Regions from separate parts of the Homo sapiens genome. Here region 2 is linked to region 1. Evidence: chromatin contacts called from ENCODE Hi-C data. All regions are on one chromosome and are shown on one strand. Each heading gives the region's core, a stretch centred on a gene start or an enhancer-like site at or near the end of the contact. The rest is flanking DNA. Distances are from core to core; before and after follow the strand shown.

Region 1 (4,029 bases), core at 873-3,372:
CAGACTTCCTGATCTCTCTTTATATTTCTAACAGTATTTGCTTTATATATTTTGAAACTACATTGTTTGGCACATAAATTTTTGTGACTATCATATGTTTTTTTTTAAAATGCACTGTTCTGCAACATGCTTTTTTCACTTAATATATTTATATTAGACCAGTACATATATACATATATACTTGCCTTCTTTCTTTCTTTCTTTTTTTTTTTTTTTTTTTTGAGACAGGGTCTGACTATTGCCCAGGCTGGATCACAGTGGCGCAATCTTGGCTCACTGCAGCCTCAACCTCCTGGGCTCAAGTGATTCTCCCACCTCAGCCTCCCAAGTAGCTGGGACTACAGGCACGTACCATTGCGCCAGGGAAATTTTTACGTTTTTTTTGTAGAGATGGGGTTTCACCATATTGTCCAGGCTGGTCTCAACTCCTGGGCTCAAGCAATCCTCCTGCCTTGGTCTCCCAAAGTGCTGCGATTACAGGTGTCAACCACCATGTCTGTACATGAGCCACCATGCAACATGTTTAAATAAATTTAAACAATTTATTTGTTGAGGAGAATTAAAGTTGTTTGCATTATCTTGCTACACTCCTATTCACATATCTTTCTCCATTTGTGTGTCTCAATAGAACACACAATAGAGCAATTGACTAGAAGTAGAATTGCTAGATGAAAATGTATCTCCATTAAAAAATTTGATAGTTTCAGATTTCTCACCAATGAAGTTCTATTATTGTTATTATTATCATCATCATTTTGAGATGGCATCTTGCTTGGTTGTCCAGGCTGGAGTGCAGTGGCGTGATCTTCACTCACTTCAGCCTCAACCTCCTGGGCTCACACAATCCTCCTGCTTCAGCCTCCTAAGTAGTTGGGACTACAGGCACACACCACCAGCTTGTCATATCTTTCTCAGTGAATAAAGCAACCTGTTTTGTTCTCTTTAGTTCTTTTTACTTTGAGTTCTCGATGTTTAGGATATTGATATTGTTACGAGTTTGTTTCCTCCTTCCTTTCCTTCCTTTTTTTTTTTTTTGCTTCTTTCCTTCCCTCATTCCCTCTCTCCCTTTTTTCTGCTAGTATTTTACTCTCATATATTTTTTATTCCTATTTCTGCTTTAGGTGAAACTCACATAAATAGAATATAACTTAGCTTTTAAAAACAAAATGCTCAAAATAAGAGTTTGGTTTTTATTAGGAGATGTTAACCCATAATGCATGCTGATATATTTGGATTCCTGCATTTTTGTTTTCTTTTTGCATCCTTTTTTTTGTACCCCCCCAGCAACATTTCTTGACCTTTGTTAAGAATGAGTTTTTCTCTTTGTTCCACATATTATTACTTTAATGGTTTGAAAGTTATACATTTTATTTCTATTATGTTGTTACCCCTAAGATTTTTGTTCTATTATGCATTTTGTTTCCAGTAAGAACAAAACTTTGCTACTGTTGTGAACATGGGAAATGTTTACATTGGCTGTAAATACTAGAGTTCCATTATAAAGCGCAATTTAAAGACTTCAGAATTCAGTAAAATGGTATAAATCCAAAAGGCGTAACTACAATATTTTTAACTGCAATGCAATAACAGAATATGAACCTGTGTTGTGTCCTATGATCTCTTGGACAGAGAAGCTTGGTTTTGTGATTAGCAGCAACAAATTCAACATAAACAGCTTCAATTTGCTTTAACCATCAGGTTAAAAAAAATTTAAGCTTACTGCAACCCTAAATATGGTTTCACAGTTTTAATACTTTCGGTACAACCATAACACGTAACATAGGATGTGATGTAGTAACGTAATTACTCTCACATTGGACTTAATCAGAAAGAATTTGCAGATTTTATTTTATTTATTAAAAAACCAGAAGGCAATATAGCTAAATGTTTAACATTAGTTAAAGCTGGGTGTTTGTGACATTTTTCGCTGTCCTTTTCTGTATCCTTGACGATTTCATCATTTAAGATGAAATAATGCTTTCGGGCCCACCCTGATTTGTGGAGAGCAGCTGCCGCCCCCGCCACATCAAGGAGGCGGGCTCCAGCTGACTTCACAATCACTTCCGCCGCCGCAGTCGCCGCCCGCCCCGCTGCTGTCTGGCGGGGGAGGAGCTCGGGACCGGGAGCAGCGGCTCTGGCGGTCGTGGCGGTCGGAGATCCGAGAGCTCTGCTTCTCTGAAAAGCGTGTGGCTTTCTGGACTTGGTGAGTGAAAGGCTGATTGTTTCCTCGATTCATCCGGGCGCTGGCGGTGGCGCGAGTGGCCGGGCGCGGGGCGAGTGGCCGGGCACGGGGGCGAGGATTTTGGGGGGTTCCTGGGAACTGCTTTTCAGGTTCGCCCCTCGGGAAGGGGTGGGGCGGACGCGGGACCTGACTGCAGAGTGAGGCCCATGTCCTCCATCGGCCTGTTCTGGGGCCACATCTTCCGCTGCCGGAACCCCTTTGGTGTGGCGCGGTCCCCACTCGAGTGGCTTTCATCGCTATTGGGAGGGCAGTGGTGGTCGCGGCCCTCTCCCACTTCTCCCTGCCTCTCCTCCCCTCTCCTTCCTTCTTCCCTCCTCGGCCCCTTTGCGGAGCACTCCGTGGCCTTTCTTCCCATATTTTGCTGTTGTTTTGCCAAATGGTAAATGGTTAAGATTTTTAGGTAAAAATACTGTTCCCAGGGAAAAAATTGGAAGGAAAAAATAATTATTCTCAGGGAAAACTAGACCCACGCACGCCCTTTTCTTTCATTTTCCCTCTCCCCTGCCACATCGGTTGGGGTCTCCCGTTTGAGCTGATGGCCTTTTCCCACCTCTTTTTATGACATTGCGTCCCCCCTACCCCCCACCCCCCGTGTGTCGCGAGCACGCGCCCCCGCACAGAAGCCTTCCATTGCAGCCCCCTCCTTGCCCCTCCATCCTCAAGGTTCCAGTGCTTCCCCTCCCCCGCGCATGCGCAGGCACACGCAGCACACACCCTCTCACACACCCTCACACCCTCACACCCTCCCATGCCTTCCCCCTCCTCTATCCGCCTACCACATACACACCTCTAGCACCGGCCCCCTCCCTGCTCGGCCTCTGCGTGCTCTCGCGAACACATGCCTATTCACACACCCCCTCCGGCTGCCCTCCTTCTTCCTTCCTGTCATATACACACATAAGGACATCCTTCTATCGCTGGCCAGTGACATACATATGTAGCCACATGTGCTCATTCATACCCCCTTCTCAAATGCTCTCCTCTATTGCTCTGTCTGCCACGTGTGTCAGACACAGCTCTCTTTTGCTGGTCCCTGAGGTGCACACACTCGCACTCACATAAATCCTTCTACGGGGACACAACCTGCCTCCCTGCTTGCCATATCCACACAGGCAGGCATCATTCTTTGATTGCCTGCCTCTGTTCCATCCACCTCAAGCACATCCCTCTCCAGTGCTGCGCACCCCCCACCCCCGCTTCCATTTGTGCCTGCTGCATTTGCTCACACTGACATTTCTCCATTGTTGCCTCCCATTTTGACTAACATACACACACACAAACTCTCAGACACTCCTCTCCATTGCCAACCATACACTCCTCTGCCTGTGACATACGCATAAACATGGGCATCCTTCTGTAGTTTCAGCTGCCTCACATACAGCTACACACACAAACACCTTCCCTTTCCTCATACATACACGCACCCCTCTCCTCCAAAGCCACCCCACCCATGCCTGTCATTTTCATACCCACATCCAGAATGGGTCTCATTCTAACACTCATACCCTTTCCCCCTACAAACGTAAACATCCCTCTGTTGCAGGATTACTGGTCCCCTTCCACCTGTCCCTCTCCTCTTGATAGACAGACACATAGGCACTCGTGCACACACGGCGATCTGTATTTTCCACTCTATTCCAATTTGCATTTCTCCTGTATGTCTGCAGCACTCAGAAAAATGCAGACACCCCATAAAAAAAACTATAGCAGTCTTTCCTTTCCCCACGTTGCACAATTCCACAGTACTTCACCCACCTTCCAAGCGTCCAGTCACCCCCCAACCTTCC
Region 2 (3,982 bases), core at 417-2,916, 6.1 Mb before region 1:
GTGACAGAGAAAGATCCTGTCTCAAAAATATCAATCAAGCTAAGGATCCTGGACTTTATTTGGTAGGCTCTGAGAAGCCAAAGAAGGTTGCTGAGTAGGGCAATTACTGAATCAAAGATGTATGTTATGAAGATTGATTGTACAGTAATGTATGGGTGCATGTGGAAGAGAGGAAAAACTGCAAGCAGAGAAACAGTATTATTACAATAGTGTAAGACAAGGTTTCTAGAGTCTGGTTTAGGGAGTGGCATCTGTCATTCAGTAGCCATTTTTAAAAGATCAAGGCATGTCCCCCCAACCCCTGCCACTAAAAAAGGGGTGTTTTGATATGCTGCTCATTTAAAGTGCTGCCAATAAAGAAAATAGCTGTAGTTCATCATGGTACATATTTCCCTGGAGAAAACCCATTTACAACGTAGGTTTAGAAATTTCAAAATTACATTTTAACATGAAGTTCTGGCTACATTGGTTTGTGGGATTAGGAAGGGCCAAAGGCTCCTTTAGGCTCCCTTTGATCCATTAACTATGTTCTGTGAGTTTACAGTGAAAAATGATAAGAGTTGGACGATAAGCTTTCATGTGATCAAGTAAACCTGAACTCCAAGACTAAAAGACCTTGTTTGCAGTAGCAAATACTAAAGGGTCAGGGCCTGAATAGAATTTCCTTGAAATTGCTTTATTTCTATTTATGAACCTGAGGTGATTGGTGGTAGTGCATAACCTTGGATAGTAACCATTTCTGGGTTATAGGTTTACCATGTGGACAAGCACTGCCCACATAGTATAGGGGAGTTTACCTGCCTGGAATGGCCAAGGAGTTGTCTTTCCTGGGAGAGACAAAGAGCCCAGAGGCTACCTAAAGTCTTCCTCCCCACCCAAAGTGATGTTAGACACCGGAACTTGGAAAGAGAAGGTTGGCGTTCGAGTTACACGACACACACACACACACACACACACACACACACACACACACACCAAATAAAAGGTCTTACCCCAATCTCCAAAGTTTGCCAAGGCCAAGAACACTGTCTCTTAGCCCTTTTACTTCCAATCCCCGCCCACAGCCTGCAAGACCCTCCACTTCCCTTTCCCCTTCCGCTCTTGGCTTACTTGTCACGGATGATGGTCTGTAGCTCCCGTATCTGATCATTCATAGGCAGCAGCTTAAGCTGCGCCCCGATCTGCCGGGAGAGTTCGCAGTCCTCTAGGAAGGAGTTGCCAGCTGGTGCGTCATAGCTGCTACTGTCACCACTACCACTGTTGCCCTCTGAGTTGAGGCTGGAGCCGCCGCAGGCCCCAGAGTCCAGCTCGGCCGGCAGGCTAGAATGGGCGTACCCCGTGAGGAGAATCACCTTGGCCCTGGAGGCTCTGTTTCCCCCTGCGTGGTCCAGGATCAGATCGCCAGGTCGCAGCTGCTCGGGACTTGGGGTTGAGGCAGAGTTTACTTGCTGGTTGTGACAGGGCATGGAGTCCGGACACTGTAACTCCGTGGCCATACACCGGGCCCCGGGCTATCCCCGCTGCTACTGAACACTAAAGATAAAGAGGAACGGGTAGAAAGGACAGATGCTCACGTGCTCTCTCGGTTGCTCCCGCCTCCTCAGAACATCTAACCCTGGCTGTCCTTTCACCCCTAGGCCGCTGTTGGTTTCCTTTAGCACACTTTGGCTCACTCCCGCCCACACCAGACGTACTGCCTGCCTAGACACCCTATTGGCTGCACTCCCCGCCACTCTGCGGCGCCACTGCTTGTTAACCCTTTGAGTCACCCTTGCTACGTGGGTTCCCACAGGTAGCTAAGCCCCCGCAGCGAGGCCAAGGATGCCAGCTTGAAGGATCTTCCGGGGGCCCCTGGGGCTTCTGCATTCAGAACTTTGGGTGATTAGTAGAGCCAGGAAAAACTGGGGGTGGCAGGTGATGATACACAGTTACACACGTAAGGCCCATGTTTTCAGACTTTGTGACCTAGCAGAGAAATTATATCTCAGTAACCGCATCTTCAGTTAGCTTGTCTGCATAACAGAAGGAAGAAGTAAAAAAATGCCTAGCAGGCTGCTGAAGAGGCTGTCCTCTACTAGACTGTTCTAGAAACTGCAGCTTCCCAAGTATGCTTGACCGCCAAAGCTTTTCTTATCTTTATTGGTTGGGCCCCACAGTGTACACGTTGTCATGGGGACTCAGGCGGCATTTCAGATCCACTATCATTTTGAATCTTTAAAGTACTTGGAAAGACGCTTATTTTTAAGTGTATGGACTCACTATAACGGCCTGAGGTAAGAGTGTCTAGGGCAGTACTTTTCAAACATCAGTATGTACCACAATAATTGTAGAGCTTGTTAAAATGCAGGTTCTTACGGCTCATTTTTGAGATTGTGATTCTGTAGATCCGAGATGGGATACAAGAATCTTTTTTTTTTTTTAACTTTTAAGTTCAGGGATATATGTGCAGGTTTGTTACATAGGTTAACTTCTGTCATGGGGGCTTGTTGTAAAGATTATTTCATCGCCCAGGTATTAAGCCTAGTACCCACTAGTTGTCTTTCCTGATCCTCTCCCTTCTCACACCATGCACTCTGCAGTAGGCTCCAGTGTGTGTTGTTCCCCACTATGTGTCCATGTGTTCTCATCATTTAGCTCCCACTTATAAGTGAGAACATGCAGCATTTGGTTTTCTGTTCTTGTGTTAGTTTGCTAAGGATAATAGGCTCCAGCTCCATCCATGTCCCTGCAAAGGACATGATCTCATTATTTTTTATGGTTGCATAGTATTCCATGGTGTATATGTACCACATTTTCTTTATCCATTCTATCATTAATGGGTAGTTAGGTTGATTCCATGTCTTTGTTATTGTAAATAGTGCTGGAGTTAACATATGTGTGCATGTGTCTTTAATAAAACAATAATTTATGTTCCTTTGGGTATATACCCAGTAATGGGATTGCTGAGTTGAATGGTATTTCTGTCCTTCCTTTTTTTAACATGCCTATACAGATTTTTTTATAATTTTTTTTTTATTTCCATAGGTTATTGGGGAACAGGTGCTGTTTGGTTAGATGAGTAAGTTCTTTAGTGGTGATTTGAGAGATTTTGGTGCATCCATCACTCGAGCAGTATACACTGTACCCTATTTGTAGTCTTTTATCTCTCAAGCCCTTCCCACCCTTTTCCTCCAAGACCCCAAAGTTCATTGTATCATTCATATGCCTTTGTATCCATCATAGCTAAGCTCCCACTTATGAGTGAGAACATACAATGTTTGGTTTTCCATTCCTGAGTTACTTCACTTAGAATATTAGTCTCCAATCTCATCCAGGTCGCTGCAAAAGCCATTAATTCATTCCTTTTTATGGCTGAGTAGTATTCCATATATATATACATATATATATATACACATATATATATGTGTATATATATATATACATATATATGTATATATACACATATATATACACATATATATGTGTATATATATATATATCTCACAGCTTCTTTATCCACTCATTGATTGATGGACATTTGGGTTGGTTCCACGTTTTTGCAATTGCGAATTATGCTGCTATAAACATGCGTGTGCAACTATCTTTTCTGTATAATGACTTCTTTTCCTCTGGGTAGATACCCAGTAATGGGATTGCTGGATGAAATGGTAGTTCTACTTTTAGTTCTTTAAGGAATCTCCACACTGTTTCCATTAGTTGACATTCCTACCAGCAGTGTAGCAGTGTTCCCTGTTTGCCACATCCATGCCAACATCTACTATTTTTTAATTTCTTTGATTATGGCCATTCTTGCAAGAGTAAGGTGGTATTAAATTGTGGTTTTAATTTGCATCTCTCTGATAATTAGTGATGTTGAGCATTTTTTAATACATTTCTTGGCCATTTGTATATCTTCTTTTGAGAATTGTCTATTCATGTCCTTAGCCCACTTTTTGATGGGATTGTTTGTTTTTGTCTTTCTGATTTGAGTTCCTCGTACATC

Evidence for each region. Hi-C counts contacts between places; a loop is a spot of excess contacts on that map. Pooled maps may share reads with other maps.
Region 2: a loop to region 1 is called in a pooled map, with 20 times the contacts of the local background. The contact joins the promoter of UPRT here to the promoter of PJA1 in region 1. A Hi-C loop is called at or near these places in 8 of 50 pooled maps.

What each region holds. Positions count from the first base shown.
Region 1 is chrX:69,163,546-69,167,574 of GRCh38, reverse strand. It overlaps PJA1 (praja ring finger ubiquitin ligase 1), which reads left to right and starts at 2,122. Exons shown (of 2, transcript NM_001032396.4): 1 at 2,122-2,203.
Region 2 is chrX:75,271,769-75,275,750 of GRCh38, reverse strand. It overlaps UPRT (uracil phosphoribosyltransferase homolog), which reads right to left and starts at 1,666. Exons shown (of 7, transcript NM_145052.4): 1 at 1,111-1,666. The coding sequence starts at 1,496. It overlaps LOC124905200 (a long non-coding RNA gene), which reads left to right and starts at 1,715. Exons shown (of 4, transcript XR_007068269.1): 1 at 1,715-2,273. RefSeq lists enhancers at 1,286-1,495, 1,656-1,705, 1,726-1,775.